Linked DNA regions of Homo sapiens: region 1 is linked to region 2. Evidence: read pairs that join two places in POLR2A ChIA-PET (ENCODE). Cell type or tissue: B cell. All regions are shown on one strand. Links, peaks and the distances in the headings refer to the core of each region. The heading gives the core; the rest is flanking DNA. Region 1 overlaps RANBP3 (RAN binding protein 3). Region 2 holds the start of FUT6 (fucosyltransferase 6).

The links. Peaks named below come from ENCODE experiments on the same cell type or tissue, not always from the same donor. Only the 100,000 strongest peaks of a DNase experiment are listed, where the experiment ranks them.
Region 1: POLR2A ChIA-PET joins it to region 2 with 12 read pairs; 2 of 35 experiments call an interaction of 5 or more read pairs at or near these places.

What each region holds. Positions count from the first base shown.
Region 1 is chr19:5,959,606-5,976,158 of GRCh38, reverse strand. All of the region lies in intron 1 of RANBP3 (RAN binding protein 3), which reads left to right. Among named protein-coding and RNA genes, the nearest start is that of RANBP3, 10 kb to the left of the region's middle. RefSeq lists enhancers at 7,887-8,181, 11,583-12,133, 12,134-12,685, 12,819-13,466, 14,061-14,280 and 2 more and a silencer at 13,741-13,790. In B cell, for the core only: CTCF peaks have their summits at 7,858 and 8,059 (motif pointing left); a DNase peak (open chromatin) is centred at 8,028; H3K27ac peaks cover 578 bases.
Region 2 is chr19:5,835,715-5,846,086 of GRCh38, reverse strand. It overlaps FUT6 (fucosyltransferase 6), which reads left to right and starts at 6,385. Exons shown (of 3, transcript NM_000150.4): 1 at 6,385-7,410. FUT3 (fucosyltransferase 3 (Lewis blood group)) reads left to right here. Exons shown (of 3, transcript NM_001382750.2): 3 at 1,236-3,199. The coding sequence starts at 1,248. The coding sequence ends at 2,333. In B cell, for the core only: no CTCF peak of the experiment used is centred there; no DNase peak of the experiment used is centred there; H3K27me3 peaks cover 1,311 bases.

The sequences.
Region 1 (16,553 bases), core at 3,238-11,237, 130 kb before region 2:
TGAATTCTTCTGGCCCCAAACCTTGAAGTCACCCCTGGTTTCCCTCTTTCTCATACTGCACAGCAAATACTATCATTTCTACCTTAAAATTATTCCCAAAGGGGGACCACCACTTCTCCCCACCAACACCGTCAATGCTTAGCCCCCGTTCCCTCCACCCTTACCCATCTGAGAACTTCTCAGCCCATAGTGGGCCCCAATATGTCCCTGTCCTTCTCTCTCGCCACTCTCTGCTGCCTTGCTCTGTGCTAACTACTCTGGCTTTTTCAGTTTTCCTTGAATGTTGCATACACTCCCCGCTTTTAGCCTTTTCTCCTGCTGATTCCTCTAACTGAAACAGTTTTCCCCCAGATACCCCCATGGCTCACTTCTTCTGGTTTTTACTCATATATGTTACTTTATTAATGAGAGCTTCTCTGGCCACCTATTTCAAATTAAATCCATGTTCTCTATTCCGTTCACCCTGCTTGATTTTCCTGTATAGCTCTTAACAATCCGGCATGCTAGATATTACATGCATGTTTGCCCCATGTAAGCTCCATGAGGTCAGGGATTTTTATGTTATGATCACTGATTGCCCCCTTGCATCTAGAACGGTGCCTGGCACAGAGTAGGTACACAGGAAATATTGGTTGAATGAATGAATGCATGAATGAATGAATTCACCAGTGAGGACCCTGTTGTGAGGAATACATTTGAGCACAAAGGGGAAATTATGGCTTGCCCTTTTCCAGGGGATACTGTTTCTAGCATATGCTGTCCACATGAGCTATTGGTTGTAAATGGGATAGTTGAACTGGTAAGGGCCAAAGAGAGAAATGGAATGTTTTGAACTTCACTTTTTTTCCCTAGTAAGTGCCACACTCACCTAGCACGTTGTCCCTGACGCTAGTTCTGGGATAACTGTCCTCAGGAAATCAAATCTTGGTGGACTTTGTGCCTCATATATCCCTGCCGTCCTTCAATCAGTCATTGTGTGTTTCTTGAACACTCCATTTCTGGTTTTGGCTTGTACAGCCTGCCAGGATGTTTAATTTGTTATTCACTGTGTAAAGTGGGGCCTCCTTGCCTGTGCCTTTTGAAGCTTTAGGGGCTGCCCCATGGTCACGTGTTTGTTCTTGCTGTTTAAGCTCTAGTCAAATGCCCTCTTGGCTTCTGCCTTTCCAGACTGAGATCATAAGTTGCTCCACCCTCACACCCAGTCCCTCCTCCATCCATTTGCCATCTCTCTTCTCTGGGCCAGTCCCACCTCTGTGTCAGGCTGAGCAGCGGCTGTCCACCCGGCTGGGCATCAGTACCCCCTGGGGAACTTTCCTGAAACCGCAGATGCTCAGTCGCCACGCCCTGCAGATTCCGATTCTCTCTGGTGTTGGGTGGGTTCTGGGCCTCTGTACAGGTGGCAGCACAGGTGATTCTCATGTGCAGGCAGGGTTGAGACCCGCTGGTTTGAGTAGTAGAGGGTAGGTGTCCTCTGCTTGTATACGAGGAAATGTTTTCTGTTGTGTAAAGCATCTTGTTGGCCCTCGTCACCATGGTGAACGCCTCATGGATGGTGACAGCAACTCTCACAGCCCTTCCTGTGGTCTGGGACTTTTAAAGTCCACCTGAGTGCTTTTCCTCTCAGACAGTGTGTGTGCATGTTTCACCCTTGCATCCAGGGATAAGTCTCCCCTGCTTGGCATTTCCCCATTGATACCTCCCAGACTCATTACTCATCCTGTCTCTAGGGTTATGCTGCATTGTAGGCTGACATCAGGATTTGAAGGCAGAGTTTTGTCCCTGGCAAAGGTAAAGAAGACTGGAAAGAGGGTGAGCAAAGCACATTTGAACTCCAGGGAATCTTGGATTCTAGATCCTGACATGAAAGGCCCTGTTGGCCTGTGGACATGCGTGGTGGAAACCCGGGAGACAGTGTGAAGCAGGGCTCTCACCTTTGTGTGGTGCAGTTGACGTTTTGATGGCTCTCTTTGGCGGGAGGGGCTGTCCTGTGCGTTGCAGGATCCTTAGCAGCACGGTAGCATCCTTGGACCTACTCACTAGATGCCAGTAGCACACACCTCCCCTCACTCGCGGGGTCGTCATGACAACAGAAGAAGTCTCCTGACACAGCCCCTGGGGAGTGGGGGTGGGGAGGCTGCAGAATCGCCCCCAGGTGAGAGACTCACTGGTATCGATGGTGGGGACACAGGCTTTGGTCCTCAGAGAGCTGGGTTTGTGTTTTAACTCCGCTGTCCACTCTGAGTCATTTGGGGCAAATTTCTTAACCTCTTTGAGCCCCCCGTTTCCACACCAATAAAATGGGAATAATGGTAACCACACCCACCTCGTGGTTGCTGTGAGCATTGAAGGAATGAGTGCACATACATTGTTTAGCACCAGTCTCTGCTCATAGTAATAAACACTCAGGTCACTGTTTTTACTACAGTGCACTCTGCTCTGGACACATTCAGCTGAAGGGTTCAGCAAAGTCTCCATTGTGTGGGTGAACCTGCCCCACTCAGAGTTGGCCCTGGGCTGAGCCCCTGGCAGAAGACCAGCAGGGCCTGGGCTCTGGGTCCTCCTAAGTTCTGTCCTGCCTGTCACTTAGTGATCTCAGGGATCCCAGCCTGAGCACTACAGACATCTGGGGCCAGGTAATTCTCTGTTGTGGGCGATTGCGCTGTGCACTGTAGGATCTTAATGAGGATCCCTGGCCTCTACCCCACTAAATGCTAATAGCACATCCCCCTCCTCATCCCCGCCAGTCATGACAGTGGAAATGTCTCCGTCCCAGTGTCCCCCCGGGGGCAGAGTTGCTTTCAGTTGAGAACTACTGATTTAAAAGCCTGACCAGGTATGAGTCGAGAGATTTTTGAGGGTGGTTTGGCTTCTCTCAGCTTGCACCTTGTTGACTTAAAACCTAGCCCCTGAGAGGGTGAGATGCAACTGAATTTTTATTGGTTAGCTAGAACTGAAATAGTTGGAACCTATCTTAAACAACTTTTGGAAAGTTTCTCGTGAATTTATTATAAAAACTAATTCTGGGATTTTTGCTTAGAGCAGAATGTGTGCTTTCACCTCCACTGTGCCTCCTGTATCTGTAGCAGAAGGGGCCTGATGGTACCCAAGGGGTATCCAGGCTGCAAAATCTTTATACTCTTTGAAGAGACTTTCCATTTTGCCCAGGATCCTGCGTATAGACAGAAAAGCCCTCACTGGGCTTCTGCAAAATGTTTCAAACAAGCCTTCAGCCTGCCTCTCCGTTTACCAGAAAATGGGATTTTCCCGGCACCCTCGTGCATTCATTAGGTGTTAGGGTCAACCTGGGTCTGGTGTGTGCTCCTCCTCTGAGGTGGTCAGAGTGAGCAGAAGCAGCAGGAATGGGGTGAGCTTCGAGTGGCATTTGGAGGAGCTTGGGGTGGAGAAGGGGGGTTGAATTCTGCCCTCCTACGTGAGTTCAGACAGTGAATAGGCCTGGGTGTAGTGGGAGACGAAGGCCATTTGGGGAAAGTTGAGATGCATTTGGGGAATCTGAGAAGAGAGCGCCGTTCCTCAAAACTTACCAGAGGACCACAAAACTGCCGAGATGGCTGGTATTGGCTTGGCTGGGCATTTGGTAGCTCTCCATGGTACTTTGAAGCAATCGTGAGGCAGTTGGGCTTGCATCATTATCTATTCAGGGTCTGGTGGTGATGTTTTCTTTGTTTTAGGGGGTCCTGGTGGAGCGGTGTTCTGTTTGACTCTGCCCTACGCAGTAGAGAATAACGTGGCCTGGGACATCAGGGTAAAGCTCCTCACCACCACCTTCCACATGTCCACAGTTTGCTTCCTCCTCAGTAGTCTTGGCACTTAGAGCTGCCACACAGCACTAGCTATGGATCTCAGCCCTGGATGGGCTTCACACTTGTTTAAGGAGGTTGTCAGGGAAAATCAAAACTGCTGCCTGGGCTGCACCATTGGAGATGGTTCCAGGAGTTCTAGGGTGTCTGTGGTTTTAAAGAGCTCCACAGATGTTTAACAACATGAAGCCAGAGTTGAAAACCACAGGCAGAAGTTGCAAACTTGCCTGAAGGGCAAGCAGACATATTTAATTTGGCCCATTTAGGTTTTTGTTTGTAATTAGGAGCCAACACTTAAAATTCTGAGATTTCAGAGGGGAAAAAAATTGTATTTCTGATTTCTCTCAGAAAACAGCAACCACCCTTGGCCTGCATTCTTGCACAGCAGTGATTTTTCAGTGCTAAGGAACAGCTGCGCCTGTGGATAGATTAGATTGGATATTGTGGTCTCCGCCATGTTACTTGGGGCCTAGCCCACTTCCTTCTCTTCCAGTGCCTGTGACCTTGGTTGGTATTTGGGTTTCAATCCTATTATACAGACTCCTAGACTCTGCATTCTCTACACTTAGAGTGCTCTTTAGCTAGAACCTTAGCATAAAGCACCTCATGGTCTGTAATTTAGGATTTAGTGTCCTTGGAATGCTAGAACTCAGATAGCATATGGCAGCAGTTCTCAAAGATGGTCCGGGGCCCTGCAGTCCCCAAGACCTTTTCAAGGGGACTGCAAGTTCAAAACTATTTCATAACAACACAAAGACACTATCTGCTCTTTTTTCACTCTTATTCACTTGAAAATGGACAGTGGAGTTTTTTTCCAGAGGTTATTGGATGTGTGATATGCCAACAGATGAACTATAGAAGCAGATAAGAGAATTCAGGCCGGGCACAGTGGCAAACACCTGCAGTCCCAGCTACTTGGGAGGCTGAGGTGGGAGGATCTCTTGAGCCCAGGAGTTCAAAGCCAGCCTGGGCAACAAAGCCCCTCTCTTTAATAAAAAAAAAAGAGAGAGAATTCAGCTATCTTCTATTAAGTCAGACGTTAAAGACATTTGTCAAAATGTAAAATAATGCCACTCTTCTCAGATTTTTTTAAATACTTATTTTTCATAAAAATATGTTATTTAACTAAACCTTTCTGGAGTTTATTATAATCTTAAGTATTTTGAAATTGTCTTAGGTTTCATTTCTAATATGGTGTCAGTAGTAGCTACATCCCACATTTCCAAAAGCTCTTGGGGATGTTCAGTCATTGACAAGCGTGGAAAAGGGTCCCGAGACCAGGAAATTTGAGAACCACTGGCATGTGCTAGCAGAGCCTCAGTGTACAGTGTGGGTTTCTCCGCTGCCTTGCCAACATCGGGAGAATTCTAAACCAGAGCTGACCAGCAGGTTCCCATTGGCAACTTGTGGCATGGTTGGAAGCACCTGGATTGGCTGTCCTTGGTTTGTGTCTTGCCTTCTGCCCTAGAAACATGGGCAAGTTGTCTGACCTTAGCTCTTGCATCTGTAAAATGGGAACGATGATACGCAAGTCTGAGGATTGTGGTGTGAGAGAGAATATACTTCTGGTAATTGACCTACTGGAATGTGGAGATACATGTCAGTTACTTCTAGCTGTGATTCTCCTAATTGGATGCCTGAGTAGAGAGAAAGCACCCTGTGAGTTATACCAGGGTTTTTCCACCTCAGTATTCTTGACATTGGGGCTGGTGGTGGCCATCTTGTGCTTTGGAGGATGTTGGGTAGCCCCTCTAGCCTCTACTCATGTGATGCCATAGCACCCAGTCATCCCACCCATCCACTCCCAGTCATGAGAAGATAAAAGGTCTCCAGACACTGTCCAGTGTCCCCTTAATGTCAGAATTGCCCCCACTTGAGAACCATTGGGTTATGGGATTTCATTGACACCCAAGAGACTTTGTGTTCCATAGTTATCTAACCTACTGAGGTCGTAGGAGCCTGTACACATTTAAAGCCACAGTCTGAGTGGGGAGGGAGAGAGGCGGTGAATCCCAGAAGCCAGGGTGGGGGGTCACCCTGGTTTGTGCCATCTAATCTATTGGGGATTTATTTTGGTGTATAATGTGAGTTAGAGATCCAGCTCAATTTTTTTGCCCAAGATTAATGCAAGGTTTCTTGCCCTCAGCTCAGTTGACATTTGGACTTGGGTCACTTGCTGGTAGGGCACTGTTCTGAGCCTCCTAGGATGTTGGTCAGCATCCCTGGTCTCCATCCACTAGATGTCTGTAACAGTTTCCTCCACACCCCCACAAACATGACAGTCACAATGTCTCCAGATTTTGACCAGTGTCTCCAGGGAGATGAAGTTACTCCTGGGTGAGAACCACTGGTCATAGGATCAAAGGAACCTACCCAGGAATAAATTAATTGCCAGCTAGAGTTTAAGGCCCTTCCTCCCAACCTTATTTTTCTATTCTGGCCTTTTGGCAGCTGAGTAGGCCTCAATGGACATCATATCCCTCTTCAGGAAGAACAGTCTTTTCCTTGACCTTTAACACTGCCTCTGGTCCAGGGTGAGGACCTGACAGAATGTAAGGGCTGGGAAGAACCTTCAGGGATGCCTGAGTCCTGGCTGCACCATTTCACAGGGGCTGAAGCCCGAGGCCATGGAAGCAGGTAGGGCTGGCTAGGGCCAGTGCGCCTGTCTCCAGCCATGGAGTCTAGGAGTTCATGCTTGTCCTTCCCGGTGAGTCAGTAAACTCTAGGTAATGGGCACTCGTTCACCCCTGAAAACTGACCCGCGTAGGGCACTGCATTTCGCTGTCGCTGTTTATGGTGTTCAAAGAAAGGGAGGAAATTCTAGAGACAGTAGTAGTTACTCCATACACATGTTTAGAAGGCAGGCCTTGCCTTTTGCAGTAAGTTTAAAATGCCTTTGCTAAATTAAACTCCCCCAGGTTTGCCACAGAGAATTTTGGGAACTTATTTACCCAGAATTAATTCCTGCGTTGCATCTGTGAGAGCAGAGCGTGAGTGGAAACGGTCCTTGAGAACTTGCCTTTCTCTGGGGGAGAGGGTGAGAAAACAGGCAGTTACCCTCTGCTCAGAGGAGAGAGGATGTTTTGCAGCATTGATGGTGATGGCCACTGGGTCCTAAGAGTCCAGAGCCTGGGCCCCAACCTTTACACTGGATAAATCCAGATTTGTCAGCATGGCCTGCAAGGCTGAACGTCCTGTGGGCTCCACCCAGCCCTTCCCGTTCTCCTCCCCTCCAAACATGGGCCTCCAGGCTCTTCCTTTCCTTAGAACCTTTGACTTGGGGTCCCCTCTGCCTGGGATCCCCTGCCTTCACCTGGCTCATCCCTGCTCACCCTTCATGTGTGAGCTTCAGCGAGGCCTTACCCATTCACTCACTCTCTCCCACCATCCTGTGGTATTTTCTCTGCAGCACCCAGCTCCAGAACTACCCAGTTATCTCTGCACACAGCAGGTACTTGTTTGTTTTCTCTTTCCCAGTAGAGAGCTGCGGCCTTGTCTGCCATTTCTTTCCTGTCTCCAGTGGCAAGCTCGGTGCCTAGCACAAGTCTGTGCTTGGTAGATCCTGCTGGTGAGAGCAAGGCTTGGCTGCTCGGCTCGGCCTGCCTTCAGATCCCACCTGTTTCCTGTGACCTCAGAAGGGCTCAGGCATTCCGAGCACCTGAGCGTTTGCCTTGAGTGTCCCAGGCGTCCAGGCAGCTCTTGGATCCAACCATTCCACCCCCTAAAAGGGGTCAGACTCTGACGCATTTGTCGTTGCCGGGCACTGGCAGCTGTCCTTGAATCCAAGGCCTATGCTTTAAGGTGGCATCAATATGTTTGCAATCTTCCGAGCATAATAATGCTACCAGTGCCAGTGTGGAATCATCCTGTGTGCCAACCACTTCCCCAAACACGGCATGTGCAGCATTTCATTTCATCCTTGCCGAAGCTGCCTGGGGTGAAATAACAGCCCTGATATGCAAATGAAGACATTGTGCCAGAGGTACATTGTCTTATCTGGGATCCCAACCGCAAGTAAGTGGCCAGGGCAGGTTTGAACACACACAAAGACCAGAGCCCGCGCTCTCCAGTATCATCAGTTTTGCTCTGCTGCCTCAGCATAAATTCTGTAGTTCTTGGATTTCCTTCCTGTAAGCTTCCGTGTAGAGAGGAGGGGATTCCTGTTGTCTCTACTGGAACTTTCCCGAGTCTTCAGCCACTTGCATGTTGCCTCAGCTGTGTTGGTGTCACACCACCTAGTGGCGGAACAGAAAAGTGCCGTTAAAGCTGGATCCTCCATCTCTCCACGCAGTTTTTTCTTTTTTCTTTCTTTTCTTTTTTTTTGGAGACAGAGTCTCACTCTGTCGCCCAGGCTGGAGTGCAGTGGTGCTATCTCAGCTCACTGCAACCTCCACCTCCTGGGTTCAAGTGATGCTTGGGTCTCAGCCTCCCGAGTAGCTGGGATTACATATCCCACCAGGCCCAGCTAATTTTTGTATTTTGGGTAGAGACACGATTTCACCATGTTGCCCAGGCTGGTCTCAAACTCCTTTCCTCAAGTGATCCACATGCCTCGGCCTCCCAACGTGCTGGGATTACAGGCATGAGCCACTGAACCCAGCCATCCATACAGTTGTAGGCAGAGTTGCTGACTTTGTATAACTTTATGGGGTTTCTGTTCAGAAGTGCAAGTTCTGCCCCCCGGGGCTTACGGTCTGGGTGGCGCAGGAGTGGAAGCTTAGAAGGGTTTGGCTGCAGGGCTGATAAAGGTAGAAATAAAGAAGGCAGAATGTGGCTTGGCCCTCATGGGGTGGAGTGGGATATGAGGAGGATGTCATGGGGATGCGTCTATGATGAATGAGACTAGATATGTAAAGTACCTACCTCGGAGTCCAGTAAAGGCCTTTTAACAAATGCCTGTTGCCCCTGCAATGCTTGTTGGAAGTGTAAGTATCTGGTGGTGAGATGAGAGTGGTTGGAAGTTGGCTTGGAGTTCGGTAGTTGAAGGTAATGCCAAGATGATGAGCATTCCAGAAAGAAGTACATAAAATGTAGGATATCATCAGCTCCAAAAAGTGTGTCCCCATAATCTCCATGAGACCAGTTGAAAGTTATAGAAATATATTCGAGTATTGAGAAAAGAACGGAGTCATCCAGGGTCCCACCGCCTTCCACTAGCTGGGCTGGAGAACCCGAGCATGCTATACACGGAGATCCGCAGAGGCATCACCTAGCAACTGCATGTTTGAGATCAGTTCCATTCCGTACCAAAGAATCAGTTGGAGGACAGACCTGACACGTCAGTGACAGATTTACCTTTGTGCTGTGGCACAGAACTGTTTATAATAATTTCTGAAAAAATAAATGACTTGAAGGGTTGTGATCGTGTCACCAGATTACAGGAGTTGCCACATTTTAATAGACTGTTATTTGTGTTGGCGAGATGCTTTCCATATTTTTTTCACAGGTAAGAAGATTAAGACATATCAGCCCAGGATTAAAGCTAATTTTATGCAAGTACCTTGCTGACAGTTTGGTCAGGAGTTCTCAATTGCTTTCTAGATGAGGGCATTTTCTTGGCAGGTATTGGAGTCATCAGTCAGGAGGCGAATAAACAGAAAAAGCAAAGATATTCCAGATTCTCTCTTATATGTGTTTTCCCAGGCCTACGTAGTTTCTTCTATTTAGTTTTAGCGGGAGATCCTCCATGACAGGCTGGAGACAGCCATGGGCTGGTGGGGAAGCAAAGCTTACTGTAAGGCAGGGCTGCCCTTGCTTCTTTGTAAATTATTCTCTGCAGCAGTGAGGAAAGAAAGTTTATACGGAAGAGGAGAGAGGCGGAGGCGAGAGTGTGTGTGTTGTCAGCTTAGATTCTGAATATATTACGCAAAGCATTCCAGGGCCGAACATTTGACAGATGAAGACAGAAAGCAGCTTGTGTCACCATTGAGTGTGTGCCTTGGAATGTGTCTTTGATCCTTGTCTTGACAACCTTAAAGGATTGCAGTCTTGTCGGGGATCAGCCATTGGGATAATCACACACTGTGTTGGCTGAGGCAGGTGGTCATGTGACCTGTGGGAAGCCTTTCACTGACCCCGGAACTCATGACTAGCCCCCTAGTTTGGTTCGTGCTCCTCCATAGGTGCTTATCCAGAACAGCAACTGACAGCTACTTTATTCCTGCTGTCATTTCTCTAAAGGGAAGAGTGTATGTGTTGTAGCTCTGAGGCCTACCTGCACAGAAAAGGTGAGAGGAAGCAAACTGGAGTCCAGGTAACTCCTCCCTTTTGCACACGTAGTTCTTGGCCAGCAGCGGAGTGGAGCGTGGCACTCAGGAGCATGGGCCGGGGCTTCAGAGTCGGCCCACCTGGCCCGAAGACCCGGGCCCACCTCCGACAGGTCGCTTGACCTGATTATCCGTTTCCTTTCCTGTGAAAGGATGTTGGTGTAAGCCACCTCCTAAGGTGGTTGTGGAGATTAGGTGACATGATGCAGATAAAACCTAACACATAAAGAAGTGCTCGAAGAACGCTGGCCACGTATATGAAACCATCACGCGTCTGGGAGACCCCATTTGTGGATGCCTTTGCTGTGCATATCATGGCAGAAACTAAGATAAGTCTAAGAGGTAAAACAGGATTCTACAACCCTTCTTCACCTGGAGCGTTGGGAAACTCACCTTTCTCCCCTGGGCCACCGCTGGGGTTCAGCCCAGCTCCTTGCTTTCTCCTTTCCTTGCTTGCAGTAGGCTGCAGAGACCTCACTCCTTTCCTTAAGTCTGGGAAGCCCCCACCACCCACCCTGTCCCAAGGGGCTCTACAGCACCCTCTCCCCTCCTTGCTGCCTCTGAAATAGACACAGAATTCATTTTGTCATCAAAGTTTTGCCACCAGTCAGTCTCTTGGCAGAAAAAATACAGATAAAACCTTTTTGAGTCCTGGTCCCTGGAGGCTGCTTGTAGAGGTGCTACCAGGAAGCCTGCTATTTAACTCTCACATGTGGGCTGTTGAAACCGCCCTCCTCCTTTCACCCTCCTTACTCTTTGAAGAGGCAGTATCTGGGCCCTTTCCCTAGATAAAGATGCTGTCCACCAAATTACAGAGGTGACTTCATCAGGGTTCAGGGTGAGGGTTTTATGGACTTCGCACACACACCCCCAAGCCACCTGGGTCCCAGATTGGTCATTTCTGCTTTAGAGGAAGGGCCCACCTCCTCAAGCCCCCCACCTCCTCAGAGACCTACTGCCCCCTGCAAGGAGAACAGTTCCTCTAGGGTCAGGAGGAAGCCTGTATCCCACCAGGGGAAGAGACCCCCTTCCACCAGGATCCCCACCTTCATCGCAGAGATCTTTGGCTCTTTCCTCAAAAAAGCTGTCATAGGAACTGCTTCAATTTGATTGGAGTTTCCTTCCTAGGAGCTTCTACACTGACACATGCAGGTATAAATGTGCAGACCTCAGACCCCAGGGAAGGGCGGAGGTGACCCCCCACCGTGCCACCCCCCCCCCCACCCTACCACCTCCACTTAGCTCCTCTTCCCCCAGGCTGCCCTGTTTTCCAGTCTGTCCCCAAGGCGTGTCCCAAGCATTAGCACAGTACTAGGCCCACTGCATGTGCCACCCTGACCTGGTTCCTCCAGCACTCCTCACTCTGCTGCCGTGTGCTTCCCGGTCATGTGGCCAAATGCTGCTTGTCCTTCTGTCCAGACAGCCCCTCTCCCAGCAGCATTCCCTGATTCACTCCCTTCACAGCCTCACTGGGTTGGAAGCCCCAGCTCTATGTTCCCAGGGCCTGCTGTGCCTCCCCTGTGTCATATGTTCAGATAAGGTGTGATGGGTGCTCTAGACAGACAGGGACGTGTCTCCAGAGGCCGACGCAGTGCTTAGTGCACAGTGGGTGCTGGGATGTGTGGAATTGCTGAGGGAATATTAGGATTGAATCTTTTCATCCTCTGTGCAGCTGGCAGAGTGGTTCCCAGGCTCAACTAGGTGGGACAGAGCACCCTGACAGCCATAGCCACGTGAGGATGACTGGGTGGAGGTGGGGGGGCAGGCCAAGCAGGTCTAAGGGGTTCCCAACATCTGGCAGAAGTTGGAAAGGAGAGCAGAGATGGCCAAGCTTCCTGTGCTGGGGCTGGCTTGCTTCTTAGCCTGTCTGTGCTCATCGCTGGGGCTGCAAAGACCAGGACCAGGACACCGGCCCTGTCCTGGGGAATCCCAGCTGGTCCCATTTTGCATCGGAGCCTCACAAGTGGGTTGAGGGTAGCAGGGGATGGGAGGGAGAGCCAGCACCGTGGGCCCGGATGCCAGCAGGGGCTCACTCCTTTCAGTTTCTGGCCAGGCCATCTTCCCTTGCTGTTTTCCTGGGGTACCAGGGGGCAGCAGGGGACTCTCCCTGGCCTGGGTCTGTGATCATCACAGGATCACAATTGTTGGGCTCAGGCTGGGTGCTGTCTGGGCATGTGAGCTGAGGAGGTTCGCAGGGTAGAGGATGCTAGATGGGACGAGGGTTCTGAATTCAGCAGCAGCCATGTGGGACTTGGTGCACAGTGCCCCTGAAGGCCATGGTGAGGCCAGAGAAGAAGTATGTGGTGGGCCAGAGCACTTCACACATTGTTTGAGGTGACTTGTGTCCAAGGAAGAGGGGCTCAGAATCTCCCCCGCTTCACACACCAGTGTTGTCCACAGTGGTCCTTGAAACGTCATTCTCAGGCCTCATTGTGGATGTCCCTGGAAATGGGGGGGACTCCCTAGTCAAATAACTTTGAGAAGCGTCTGGTCAAATGAGTTTCTTTCCTTTCTCTCTGTTTTTGAGACAAGGTCTCACTCTGTCACCCAGCCTGGAGTGCAGTGGCACGATCATGGCTCACTGCAGCCTCTAACTCCTGGGCTCAAGCAGTCCTCCCACCTCGGCCTCCCAAGTAGCTGGGACTACAGGAGTGCGCCACCATGCCTGGCTATTTGTTTGTTTTTTGTAGAAATAGGGTCTCATTATGTTGCCCAGACAGGTCTTCAACTCCTGGGCTCAAGTGATCCTCCCTCGTCACCCTCCCAAGTGCTGGGATTACAAACATGAGCCACTGTGCCTCGTATTGGTTTTCTAATCTCTTAATATACGGATGTGTAAAGTCAATCTCCAGACAGACTGCATTTTTTACAAACTAGGTTTCAACAGGGAGCATGTTACAGGACCAAAAACAAAAACAAAAAACCCAACCACTTGGTTGACAGATTCTGGGTCAAATAGTCTGCATTTGACTCCTATTTTAATATTAAAGGTCTTCATGGTGGGTCTCTAGAAATCTGCAGTGGTGATCTTCCCTTGACCTGTGAAAGAAAAGCTGGGCTAGGAATTGAAGCAGGTTGTTGAAGCCTCCCTACTTCTGGCCGCCTGTCCATTCCCCAAACTTGAGTTGGAGGTAGCGGTGTTCACACGCTGCTTCCTCACTGGTATAGCCAGAATCAGCCTGGTGATAGGGAATGGCTACGAACAGCAACCCGTGTGTCTGGTGGTCGGGGGCAGTGGGGCGGTCCTGCCTGGAATGGGGCTTGTGTGTCTTGTCTGTTTGCGATAGCCGTGCTGATTTGCAGTTGATCAACCTTTGGCCTGAGTAGAAATGCAGCGTGAGTAACTGACGCTCTGTGTTTTGGGTGCAGATGTGACTAAAGCTCATTTCTACATGTTAGTGCAGTGGCTGGGTCAGTCATGAATGCCAGACCTGCCATCAGCAGGGGTCCCAATGGGCCGAGATGGGCCAAGTTCATCTCCTATTGCTGTATCCTCTTGGTTCCGTTCCTCTGGAGAGCCCTGACCATGGCTCCCTGGGTCCTTGTCCTTGCGGCGTGTGACATTTCATTCACCCTCTAACTGCCGGTTGAGTGCCTGTTAAGTGTGAGGCTCTGTGTTTGGCACTGAGAATACAGAGAGAAACGGAACAGACGAGGCCCCACTTTCTAGAACTTACATCTAGGGGTAGATGCTGTCACCACACACCCCTCTGGGAGTGCCAGGGCTCCACAGTGCCTGGTCACCAAGTGCAAACACGCCCCTCCCTTTCAGTCAGATGTTTTCTCCTGAAGCGTCTGCCCTCAGCTTCCTGTTCTCCACTCTTCCTGTGGCGCCCTGCACAGAATGAGGGCTTAGTAAATATTTGTGAGTACGTAGCAGCTGGTGTTGTGTAGATGAATGACAGAGAGAGGGCCTAGTTCAAACACTCATTGCAGGGTGTTGATGCGGTGTACGCTGGGTGATAGGCTGTTTCAGCTGCTGTGGCCGTGGTCTCCGCGTGCCCCGTGGCAGGATATAAGGCCTGCTCGGGAGGGAGTGCAGCAGGGCAGGCACGCCTCTCACAGTGGGAGCTTCCTGAAGGAGATGGTGTCTGTGCAGGAGTAAGCACTGGCCATGGAAAACAAGGGGAACCACGCGCTCTTGGTAGTGGGACTAAACCAAGCAGAAGTCCAGAAGTGCACCCTAAGTGTGGGACGTGCAGCGACAGCGGGCTTTTCAGTGCCACCACAGTGGGAGGTGGAGGGTGAGTGGCTGGATGTGGCCTGTCTCAAGGTGCTCAGCCTCTAGTCTGTGGGAGACACTGCAGTTTTGTTTTGTTTTGTTTTGTTTTGTTTTGTTTTGAGACAGAGTTTCACTCTTGTTGCCCAGGCTGGAGTGCAATGGCACCATCTCAGCTCACTGCAACCTCTGCGTCCCAGGTTCAAGTGATTCTCCTGCCTCAGCCTCTTGAGTAGCTGGGCTTACAGGTTGCGCCACCACGCCTGGCTCAGTTTTTGTATTTTTAGTAGAGAAGGGGTTTCTCCATGTTGATCAGGCTGGTCTCGAACTCCCGACCTCAGGTGATCCTCCCGCCTCGGCCTCCCAAAATGCTGGGATTACAGGCATGAGCCACTGTGCCCGGCCGACACTGCAGTTTTTGTTTTGTTTTGTTTTGTTTTGTTTTGAGATGGAATCTCGCTCTGTCACCCAGGCTGGAGTGCAGTGGCGCAACCTTGGCTCACTGCAAGCTCAGCCTCCCGAGTTGCTGGGACTAAAGGCACCTGCCACCACGCCCGGCTAATTTTTTGTATTTTTAGTAGAGACAGGGTTTCACCGTGTTAGCCAGGATGGTCTCAATCTCCTGACCTCGTGATCCCCCCACCTCGGCCTCCCAAAGTGCTGGGATTACAGGTGTGAGCCACCGCGCCCGGCCAACACTGCAGTTTTAAGTGTGTGTTTCATGATAGTGCTTCTGGCTGCTCTGTGGAGGCCAGATCTAAGGGAGTGAGAGTAGAGGCAGAGAAGGAAAGGAGGGCTGAATGGTGGCAGGGGTGGGTACAGGAACAAGAGATGGGAGGCAATTGTGGAGGATCTGATTGGACTCCACCCTGGCTTTCTGTTCTCTGGGTGGCTCCTTTCAGAGCTTGACCCTCACGTCCCCTTCCATAGCCTCCCTCTGTCTCCAGCTGGGTCACATGTCCAGGCACAGGACAGGGTTGCTCCATCAGAGGGGCCCTCTCCTGGCCCATGCCCCTCAGCCCTGCCGTGTGTCCAGAAGGCTCCGGGCAGCACCTTGGCACCACAGCCTGCCCAGGCCTCCCATAGTTACTCAAATAGCTGCAGTCCCTTCCGTGCACCTGCAGATCCACCGACACGGTTCTCAACACCAGCGCGCACTCCTCTCCCATCCAAATGGTTCTCTCTCTTCTAGCCCTTCCTTACTAGCCTGGCACCAAGTGTCTTCGCCTCACATTTTCACTAATGTCCTCCTTCCCTCCCCCTTCATGAAGTGTTTGTTGAATCCATAAAGTGTGCCAAGTACTGTTCTCAGGCCATGGGGTACCCAGGGGAACAAAGCAGTCTCGGATCTTATGGAGTTTATATCTTAATGGGTGAGACAGACCATAAACCCATCAATATGGAGTGGATCAGGCAGTGACACTTGCTGTGAAGAGAAAGAAAGCATCTTAGCGTCACTTTGAGGCCTGTCCAAGGTCTCTTCCACAGATGCTGGAGTGCAGCATGTGTGTAATTCAGTCTGCAGTGGCTGGACCGCGCCTCTCTCAGGCCAGAGTCTGTTAGCGACAAGGGGCAGAAATCGAGCTCAAACTGGCTTAAGCAAAAATCAGCACTGATTGGCTTCACTGAAAAGTCTGGGGGCAGAGTTAGCTTTGGGCCAAGCTTGACTCAGGGCCGAACACAGGCCAGATTTAGTCTTCCCCCTCCCTCTGTGACTCTGCTACCTCTGGTTGGCTCTGGTCCAAGGCCCCTCTCGGTGACATGGGATTGCTGGCAGCCTCAGGGTCATTCACCAGCAGCTCAGCAGCCCCAGGATCTCCAGCGAAAGGCCTGGCCTTGTTCATGTGCCATGTGTTAGACGATGCATGCGGGACTCTTCTTGTCAGGCCTGGAGCTGGGGCTGAGCTTGGCTCCATCTGAACTGGGGGACAGGGGGACGAGGGGTGGGTAGCTCCCTAAAGAAAATGGGGTTGGAGAGTGCCAAGCTGGCTCAAACCCTGGCTCCTTCCTGTGCATCTTGTCACCTGGCAGCTGGCAGGGAGGCAAATGCAGAGGTCAGGGCTGGGCTTGTGGGGTACAGGCGTGGCACCGGAAGACCTCTAGGATCCTGGTGGCACACATGGTGTGGATACGCTGCTGCTCTGTCCCAGAGTCCCCCAGCATTCCTTTGACATCATTTATTGCCTGGCATAGGTGCATTCATTCACGTTTGTCAAGCAGCACCTGTGTGCTGTGTTGGCAAGAAGTCTG
Region 2 (10,372 bases), core at 102-8,101:
GAGCCACCGAGCCCAGCCTTTTATTTTATTTTTTTAAGACAAGGTCTTGCTCCATCACCCAGGCTGGGGTTAAGTGGCATGATCACAGCTTGCTGCAGCCTCAAACTTCCAGACTAAAGCAATTCCCCCAAGTAGCTGGGACTACAGGCGCATGCCACCTTGCCCGGCAAATTTTTGTATTTTTAGTAGAGTTGGGATTTTGCCATGTTGCCCAGGCTGGTCTTTTTTTAAAAAAATTATTTATTTATTTATTTTTGAGATGGAATCTTGCTCTGTCACCCAGGCTGGAGTGCAGTGGCATGATCTCAGCTTACTGCAACCTCTGCCTCCCAGGTTCAAGTGATTCTCATGCCTCAGCCTCCCGAGCAGCTGGGATTACAGGCATGAGCCACCACACTCGGCTTATTTTTGTATTTTTGGTAGAAACAGGGTTTCACCATGTTGGCCAGGCTGGTCTCAAACTCCTGACCTCAAGTGATCCACCTGCCTCAGCCTCCCAAAGTGCTGGGATTACAGGCATGAGCCACCAAACCCGGCTATTATTTATTTATTTATTTTTGAGACACAATCTCCCTCTGTCACCCAGGCTGGAATGCAGTGGTGTCATCTTGGCTCACTGCAACCTCCGCCTCCTGGGTTCAAGTGATTCTCGTGCCTCAGCCTCCCAAGTAGCTGGGACTACAGGTGTGCACCACCACACCCAGCTAATTTTTGTATTTTTAGTAGAAATGGGGTTTCATCATGTTGGCCAGGCTGGTCTTAAATTCCTGACCTCAGGTGATCTGCTCACCTCGGCCTCCCAAAGTGCTGGGACTACAGGTGTGAGCCACTCTGCTCGGCCGGTCAGCTCATATATTACCTGCAAAACCCAGTCCCATTGTACCTTTCTCTGGCTGAGTCATGGATTCAAGCCTTGCCTCAGTGACATGGGAAGCAATGATGACCGGCTATGCCTTCTCCCCTGCCTCCAGGGCACTTGTATTTCAGTAGACTGGGGAAGACTTCGGGGATTCCAGGAAAGGTCTTGTCTAATAGGTAGAAGGAAGTGGACTCTGGGACAAGGTCCCTTTGTTCAAACACCAGCTGTGCTGATTTTTGCTGTGAGTCACTTGGTCTCAGTTTTCTCATCTGTGAAACAGGAATAATAGCAGCTCCTCTCAGGACTCATGGCCCGGAGCTTTGGTAAGCAGGAGATTGTCATCAATGACCCTCACTCCTCTCTCCTCTCTTCCCAGATACTCTGACCCATGGATCCCCTGGGTGCAGCCAAGCCACAATGGCCATGGCGCCGCTGTCTGGCCGCACTGCTATTTCAGCTGCTGGTGGCTGTGTGTTTCTTCTCCTACCTGCGTGTGTCCCGAGACGATGCCACTGGATCCCCTAGGGCTCCCAGTGGGTCCTCCCGACAGGACACCACTCCCACCCGCCCCACCCTCCTGATCCTGCTACGGACATGGCCTTTCCACATCCCTGTGGCTCTGTCCCGCTGTTCAGAGATGGTGCCCGGCACAGCCGACTGCCACATCACTGCCGACCGCAAGGTGTACCCACAGGCAGACATGGTCATCGTGCACCACTGGGATATCATGTCCAACCCTAAGTCACGCCTCCCACCTTCCCCGAGGCCGCAGGGGCAGCGCTGGATCTGGTTCAACTTGGAGCCACCCCCTAACTGCCAGCACCTGGAAGCCCTGGACAGATACTTCAATCTCACCATGTCCTACCGCAGCGACTCCGACATCTTCACGCCCTACGGCTGGCTGGAGCCGTGGTCCGGCCAGCCTGCCCACCCACCGCTCAACCTCTCGGCCAAGACCGAGCTGGTGGCCTGGGCGGTGTCCAACTGGAAGCCGGACTCAGCCAGGGTGCGCTACTACCAGAGCCTGCAGGCTCATCTCAAGGTGGACGTGTACGGACGCTCCCACAAGCCCCTGCCCAAGGGGACCATGATGGAGACGCTGTCCCGGTACAAGTTCTACCTGGCCTTCGAGAACTCCTTGCACCCCGACTACATCACCGAGAAGCTGTGGAGGAACGCCCTGGAGGCCTGGGCCGTGCCCGTGGTGCTGGGCCCCAGCAGAAGCAACTACGAGAGGTTCCTGCCACCCGACGCCTTCATCCACGTGGACGACTTCCAGAGCCCCAAGGACCTGGCCCGGTACCTGCAGGAGCTGGACAAGGACCACGCCCGCTACCTGAGCTACTTTCGCTGGCGGGAGACGCTGCGGCCTCGCTCCTTCAGCTGGGCACTGGATTTCTGCAAGGCCTGCTGGAAACTGCAGCAGGAATCCAGGTACCAGACGGTGCGCAGCATAGCGGCTTGGTTCACCTGAGAGGCCGGCATGGTGCCTGGGCTGCCGGGAACCTCATCTGCCTGGGGCCTCACCTGCTGGAGTCCTTTGTGGCCAACCCTCTCTCTTACCTGGGACCTCACACGCTGGGCTTCACGGCTGCCAGGAGCCTCTCCCCTCCAGAAGACTTGCCTGCTAGGGACCTCGCCTGCTGGGGACCTCGCCTGTTGGGGACCTCACCTGCTGGGGACCTCACCTGCTGGGGACCTTGGCTGCTGGAGGCTGCACCTACTGAGGATGTCGGCGGTCGGGGACTTTACCTGCTGGGACCTGCTCCCAGAGACCTTGCCACACTGAATCTCACCTGCTGGGGACCTCACCCTGGAGGGCCCTGGGCCCTGGGGAACTGGCTTACTTGGGGCCCCACCCGGGAGTGATGGTTCTGGCTGATTTGTTTGTGATGTTGTTAGCCGCCTGTGAGGGGTGCAGAGAGATCATCACGGCACGGTTTCCAGATGTAATACTGCAAGGAAAAATGATGACGTGTCTCCTCACTCTAGAGGGGTTGGTCCCATGGGTTAAGAGCTCACCCCAGGTTCTCACCTCAGGGGTTAAGAGCTCAGAGTTCAGACAGGTCCAAGTTCAAGCCCAGGACCACCACTTATAGGGTACAGGTGGGATCGACTGTAAATGAGGACTTCTGGAACATTCCAAATATTCTGGGGTTGAGGGAAATTGCTGCTGTCTACAAAATGCCAAGGGTGGACAGGCGCTGTGGCTCACGCCTGTAATCCCAGCACTTTGGGAGGCTGAGGTAGGAGGATTGATTGAGGCCAAGAGTTAAAGACCAGCCTGGTCAATATAGCAAGACCACGTCTCTAAATAAAAAATAATAGGCCGGCCAGGCACGGTGGCTCACGCCTGTAATCTCAGCACTTTGGGAGGCCGAGGAGGGTGGATCACGAGGTCAGGAGATCGAGACCATCCTGGCTAACACGGTGAAACCCCGTCTCTACTAAAAATACAAAAAATTAGCCAGGTGTCATGGCGGGTGCCTGTGGTCCCAGCTGCTCCAGAGGCTGAGGCAGGAGGATGGCGTGAACCCAGGAGGTGGAGCTTGCAGTGAGCTGAGATGGCGCCACTGCACTCCGGTTTGGGCGACACAGTGAGACTCCATCTCAAAAATAACAATAATAATAGGCCAGGTGCAATGGGTCACGCCTGTAATCTCAGCACTTTAGGAGGTGGAGGCGGGCAGATCACCTGAGGTCAGGAGTTGGAGACCAGCCTGGCCAACATGGTGAAACCCCGTCTCTACTAAAAATACAAAAATTAGCCTGGCGTGGTGACATGCGCCTGTAATCCCAGCTACTTGGGAGGCTGAGGTACGAGAATCACTTGAACCCAGGAGGTGGAGGTTGCAGTGAGCCAAGATTGCACCACTGCATTCTAGCCTGGGTGACAGAGCAAGACTCCGTCTCAAAAAAAATATATATATATAAAATAAAATAAAGTAAAATAAAATTGCCAGGGGAGACCAAGACGTGGGTGGTGGTGGTGAATCCCAGGTGCTCTCTGAGCCTCAGTTTCCCCATCTGTACAGTGGAGGTGCAGAGGTGCCTGTGATGCCTCCCTGAGGCCCAGGTGGGAGGGTGGAGGGGCATAGGGTGGGGAGGGTGTGGGGGGCCTGAAGAGTCTCTACCAAACCCTCTGGTGACCCCGGGCCTGAGCCAGCCTTGCTGGGCCCATCACTCACCTGCCACCCACACCACACACCTGGGCCCCTCTCCCCACCACCTGGCTGCAAGCCACGGGTCCTGGGAGGGGGACGGGGCCCTCGGCAGGCCAGGCCAGGGCTTCCTAACAGGCTGGGGCAGGCCCAGTCCCCAGGGGGTAAGAGGTGTGGGGACAGGCTGCTCTGTCCTCTGACGCCCCTGGAGCCCCTGTGGTCTCCGCCTCTACCTCAGCTGATGTCAGAGTGAAGAGCTCCCTTTCCCAACTTCTCTTTCTCTGCCTCTGGAATTTCCTCTGAGGCTTAGAGGGACATGGAAACCCTCCCTGGGTCCCACGAGGGCAGAGGCCCAGCCACCTGGCCGATGTTGGGGGGCTCTGGCCTGCCCCCTCTGGAACCCCAGCACTGCCCTCAAACCCCCATTGCCTCCCTGTATGCCCCGGATCTCACATGTGGTTCATGGCACGCCCAGCCCGTGGGGCCTTCTCCCTCCTCCTGGGCACCAGCTGCCCTTGGCTCCCAGCCCTGGGCCCCAGGGGGAGAAAAATTTCCAGCAGGCTGGCAGCTCCATCTCCCACCCAGCCCTGGCCAGGGAAGGCACTGGAGGGTCCAATGAGGGCCAAGACCCCAACGAGGTGCACAGATGGCCTAACTGCCCCTGCAAGCCTCAAGCAGGTCCTAGCTTGCCCTGAGCCTGAGGGAAGAGGTCCTCATGATACCCTACTCTGGGCTCTGGGCTCAGCTCCTTGGCAGGGAGGTCCCACCTGGCACTGGTATGGTGAGCCCTGCTCAGAGAGGACCAGGAAACCTCTCAAGTCACACAGCAGTTTCAGGATGAGCACACGTTCTCTCTGGCACCATCCCTGAGGTCAGCCCAAGGTCCTCCACCCTCCCTTTGCCCAGCGATCACATCGATGGAATGACTAGAGCCCTACTGTCCCTCACTAGAGACCTACCTTTGGATTTTGAATCCTTAAGAAACAACCCAGCTGGGGGCGGGGCGTGGTGGCTCACGCCTGTAATCCCAGCACTTTGGGAGGCCGAGGCGGGCGGATCACAAGGTCAGGAGATCGAGACCATCCTGGCTAACATGTCTCTACTAAAAATACAAAAAAAAAAAAAAAAATTAGCTGGGCGTGATGGCGGACGCCTGTAGTCCCAGCTACTTGGGGCAGGAGAATGGCGTGAACCCAGGAGGCAGAGCTTGCCATGAGCCGAGATCGTGCCACTGCACTCCAGCCTGGGCCACAGAGCGAGACTCTGTCTCAAAAAAAAAAAAGAAAAAAAACCCAGCTGGGCGGAGTGGCTCATGCCTGGCCTCTAATCCCAGTACTTTAGGAGGCTGAGGCAGACAGATCACCTGAAGTCAGGAGGTCAAGATCAGCCTGGCTAACATGGCGAAAACCAGCTCTATTAAAAAAATACGAAAGTTACCCAGTGCCGTGTCACGCGCCTGTAGTCCCAGCTACTCGGGAGGCTGGGGCATGAGAATCGCTTGAGCCCGGGAGGCATAGGTTACAGTAAACTGAGACTGTGCCACTGCACTCCAGCCCGAGTGACAGAGCAAGATTCCATCTCAAAAAAAAGAGAGAGATAGGGGTATCTCTGTTTTCCCTAGGCTGGTCTCAGACTCCTGGGCTCAAGCGATCTTCCTGCCTCTCCTTCCCAAACTGTTGGGATTACAGGTGTGAGTCACTGTGCATGGCCTCAGAAGTCTTTTTTTTTTTTTTTTTTTTTTTTGAGACAGAGTCTTGCACTGTCGCCCAGGCTGGAGTGCAGTGGCTCAATCTAGGCTCACTGCAAGCTCCGCCTCCCGGGTTCACACCATTCTCCTGCCTCAGCCTCCCAAGTAGCTGGGACTACAGGCACCCACTACCACGCCTGGCTAATTTTTTTGTATTTTTAGTAGAGACAGGGTTTCACCATGTTAGTCAGGATGGATGGTCTTGATCTTCTGATCTCGTGATCTGCCCACCTCGGCCTCCCAAAGTGTTGGGATTACAGGCGTGAGCCACCACGCCCGGCCCCCAGAAGTCATTTTTTTAATAAGTTACAGTCAACCTCACCAGTCAAGGAATGAGACATGAGTGGAATTAGGTTGCCACTTCTGGAGCTCTGGGAGACCCCAACCCCCTGGCCCATCCCTACCTCCCAGAACCTCACTGGTCTGGGCGTGGCTGGGCACTGAGATAGTAGAACTCAGGCAGCATGATGCAGCCTCCCAGAAATGATTTCTAGAACAGGGCAGTCGTGATACTTGGAGGCTGGGCTTTGAGCTCGGTCACCTTTGCACCCAGCTTGGGAGTGAGAGAGTTTAAGGTCATCCTCCCTCAAAACCAGTATTCCAGATCATTTCTCTCCATTCCAGGAAGTTTGCATAGCTCCCTGGACTTCTGCTTTGCACTGCCCTGCAGGAGTGGGTGGGGAAAGGAAGTGGCTTTGAGGCACACAGAGGGGCTTGTTGAGGCCACCGGAGGAAGCTTCTGCCACCAATATGGGACCTGTGCCCAGCCTACCAGAAGAGAGCATCTGAAAACATGTATCGACATGGTAACCCCTCTGCTTGAAGCCTCACATGGCTCCCTATTGCCTTGGTGCTGAACACCCTATGGCTGACCGTGGCCCAGCCTCTGCAACAGCTCTGCCTCCTCTCCAGTGGTGAAGACCCAGCCTGCTGAGACTCCTCCTGCAGTTCCTCAACATGCCTGCATTTCTGCTGCCTCAGGGCCTTTGCGAAGGTTGTTCCTTGTAACTGGAATGCCCTTCCATCCCTTTTTTATTCAAAAGGCTGCAATTTTAATTGAAGAAAGTTCCCTTCCAAGGTTCATGAGTTGCCTGACTTGCCCACCGGTTTCCTGCAAGATCCCTTGGCCTGGCACTTAGTGCTCAGGAAATATTTGGTGATGGGCCAACTGAGTGAGAAGGTGGGATCTGGTGGGAAGGAAAGCGGAAAGGTAGAAATTCTGCTCACTTCCTCATTCCCACCTCCCAAGGAACCCCTGGTGTCCCTGTGGAACCCGCTTTGGGAACCGGTGGTTCAGGTCAGCCTTTTCACTTTGTACTCAAAGCCACATCGCATTGAAGCCACAGGTGGGGCAAGGTCATGCATGACCTGAGTCTCCAAATCCCTTCACCCTGTTTGGTTCTGCAACGGGGATTAGGGGAGCCCCACGATTTGTTTTCAAAGGATGTCCGGGCTCCAGGACAGGATGCCCTGGGTCACCTGATGACAGGTGTGGTGGTTGGAAAGGGCCTGGTTTCAGCTCCGGGTACACTTCCTCCTTCCTTCTGCTGCGTGGTGTGGCCTCTTCCACGTCCTCAGAATCCAGCTGTTACTCCGTCCGCGGCCTCTCAGCTCTAGGGCCCTCTGCACACTGGCCCCCCCAGGTAAGGCCTCTTGTCCCACTTTCACCCCCAACCCGGATCGCATGGGTCCAGGGAAAGGCCTCCTGGCTCCGAGCCTCCTCCCCTCAGCCTCAGTCCTGTCTGCTGTAATTCAGAGTGCGGGTGGGCTGGCACAAGATCCCTGGGGGAGGGTCTGCAGGCTGTGCAGTGGCCTGGCATTTGGCCAGCAGCCCCTAGTCGCAGGCAGGGGTCTTTCTGGATGCACCGAGGTGGGCTGAGGATATGGGAGGTCTGGCTGATTTGCCAAACCAGGAGGAAGTGGGTGTCTGTCTGTCTCTCTTGCAGAGCTCTGCGGTAGAATCCCGTGCCCCCCGACCCCATCAGCAGCCTACACCCCTTCATCCTTCCTGGCCCCGGATTTTCTCTGCCTCTGCCACTCCCGGTGGTAAAAGAGGGCTTAGAATGCGGTTTGCTTTCTGGCTTTGTTTTTTTGCATCCTGATCTTTGTGGCGTGGATCGATCATTTTCCAGGGAAAGTACCTTGGGTGAGATCTCTCTCCTGGACTCCCGTTCCCCGTTTCCCCCAATCTCCCCTCCTGAAGGTCACCGGCAAAGACTTCACTGTCTCCTAGGAAGAGGTCGCCATAAACCCAGGGGCCACATGATAATATATTAATATTAAATGTATCTCTAAACATTAACCTTTCACTGGCAGCCCAAGAGCCCGACAGCACAAAGGAATACTTGGTTAAAATTCAACCTCCCTCCCAGTCCGGGCTCTGAGTGTCCCTCGAGGGCTGTCTCTTGAGTCTTTTTCCAGAACTTTGGTATGCGCTTGTGCTCTCAATCCCTTCTCATCACACCTAGGTCACCATGCCTGGAGCTCCGCTATGCACCATAAGGTTTAGACCAACTCAGTTTATTTATTTTATTTTATTTTATTTTATTTTTTTGAGACAGAGTCTCGCTCTGTTGCCCAGGCTGGAGTGCAGTGGCGCGACCTTGGCTCACTGCAAGCTCCGCCTCCCGGGTTCACACCATTTTCCTGCCTCAGCCTCCCGAGTAGCTGGGACTACAGGTGCCCGCCACCGCGCCTGGCTAATTTTTTGTATTTTTAGTAGAGACGGGGTTTCACCATGTTGGTCAGGACAGTCTCTAACTCCTGACCTCAGGTGATTCGCCCGCCTCCACCTCTCAAAGTGCTGGGACTACAGGCATGAGCCACCGTGCCTGGCCTTTAAAAAGTTTTATTGAGATATCTGACATTCTGTTTTTCATCCTAAATCTTGGCAATCTAGTGTGCATTTTACCCTCAGAAGACAATTCAGACATTCAATGTCTGTCATAACTACTCAATCTGTATTTAGTTTCCATAAAATGAGGCTGGGCGTGGTGACTCATGCCTGTAACCCCAGCACTTTGGGAGGCTGAGGTGGGCGGGTCAATTGAGGTCAGGAGTTCGAGACCAGCCTGGCCAACATGGTGAAACTCCATCTCTACTAAAAAGACAGAAATTACCTGGGTGTGGTGGGGGGCGCCTGTAATCCCAGCTACTTGGGAGGCTGAGGCAGGAAAATCACTTTAGCCCGGGAGCTAGAGGTTGCAGTGAGCCAAGATCACGCCACTGTGCTCCAGCCTGGGTGACAGAGCAAGATTCCATCTCAGAACAAACAAACAAACATAAAAAGTACAGGTGAAGAAGTAGATTTGCCCATCCAAGATGTTCTGAAGGTACTCAAAAGTTTCCCAATTACTGCCTGTAATACCAGTCATTGCTTTTTTTCTTTTTGAGTATCTGTTTCTTGTGTGCTTTTTTGTGGTTTTTGTTTTCTGTGTTTTTATTTTTTGTTGTTATTTATTTATTTATTTATTTTGAGACACGGTCTCATTCTATTGTCTAAGCAGAAGTGCAATAGTGCAACCATGGCTTACAGCAGCCTTGAACTTCTGGGCTCCAGAAATCCTCCTGCCTCAGCATCCTGAGTAGCTGAGACTACAGGCCACCATGTCTGGCAAAATAATAATAATAAATAATAAAATTCGTTGTAGAGATGAGGTCTTGAGGTCTTGCTATGCTGCTCAGGCTGGTCTCAAACTCTTGGAATCAAGCGATCCTCCCACCTCAGCCGCCCAAAGCATTGGGATTATAGGTGTAAGCCATTACTCCCGGCCAGTATCTATTTTTAAGTTTAAATTAGCATTGGGCCGGGCGCCGTGGTGCACGCCTGTAATCCTAGCACTTTGGGAGGCCGAGGCAGGCAGATCACCTGAGGTCAGGAGTTCAAGACCAGCCTGGACAACATGGTGAAACCCCATCTCTACTAAAAATACAAAAATTAGCCAGGCATGATGGCACGTGCCTCTAATCCCAGCTACTCAGGAGGCTGAGGCAAGAGAATCGCTTGAACCCGGGAGGCGGAGGTTGCAGTGAGCTGAGATCGTGCCATTGCACTCCAGCCTGGGCAACAAAAGTGAAACTCCGTCTCAAAAAAGAAAAGAAAAGAAAAGAAAATTAACATTAGCCAGGCCGGGCACAGTGGCTCACAGATGTAATCTCAGCACTTTGGGAGGCTGAGGCGAGGCAGGTGGATCACCTGAGGTTAGGAGTTCAAGACCAGCCTGGCCAACATAGTGAAACTCCGTCTCTACTAAAAATACAAAAACTAGCCAGGCATGATGGTGCACACTTGTAGTCCCAGCTACTCGAGAGGCTGAGGCACGACAATCACTTGATCTCAGGATGTAGAAGTTGCAGTGAGCCAAGATCACACCACTGCACTCCAGTCTGGGCGACAGAGCAAGACTCCGTATGAAAAAAAAAATTAGCATTAACTATTCTGTTTTTCCGACAGCATGGTCACTTTTGAAGGGCTCATTGGCCACCAATTTTGATGCTGCATGTAGAGAACATTTCCGTCATCACAGAAAGTTGCTTTGTTTTTGTTGAGACGGAGTTTCACTCTCATCACCCAGGCTGGAGGGCAATGGTGCAATCTCGGCTCAC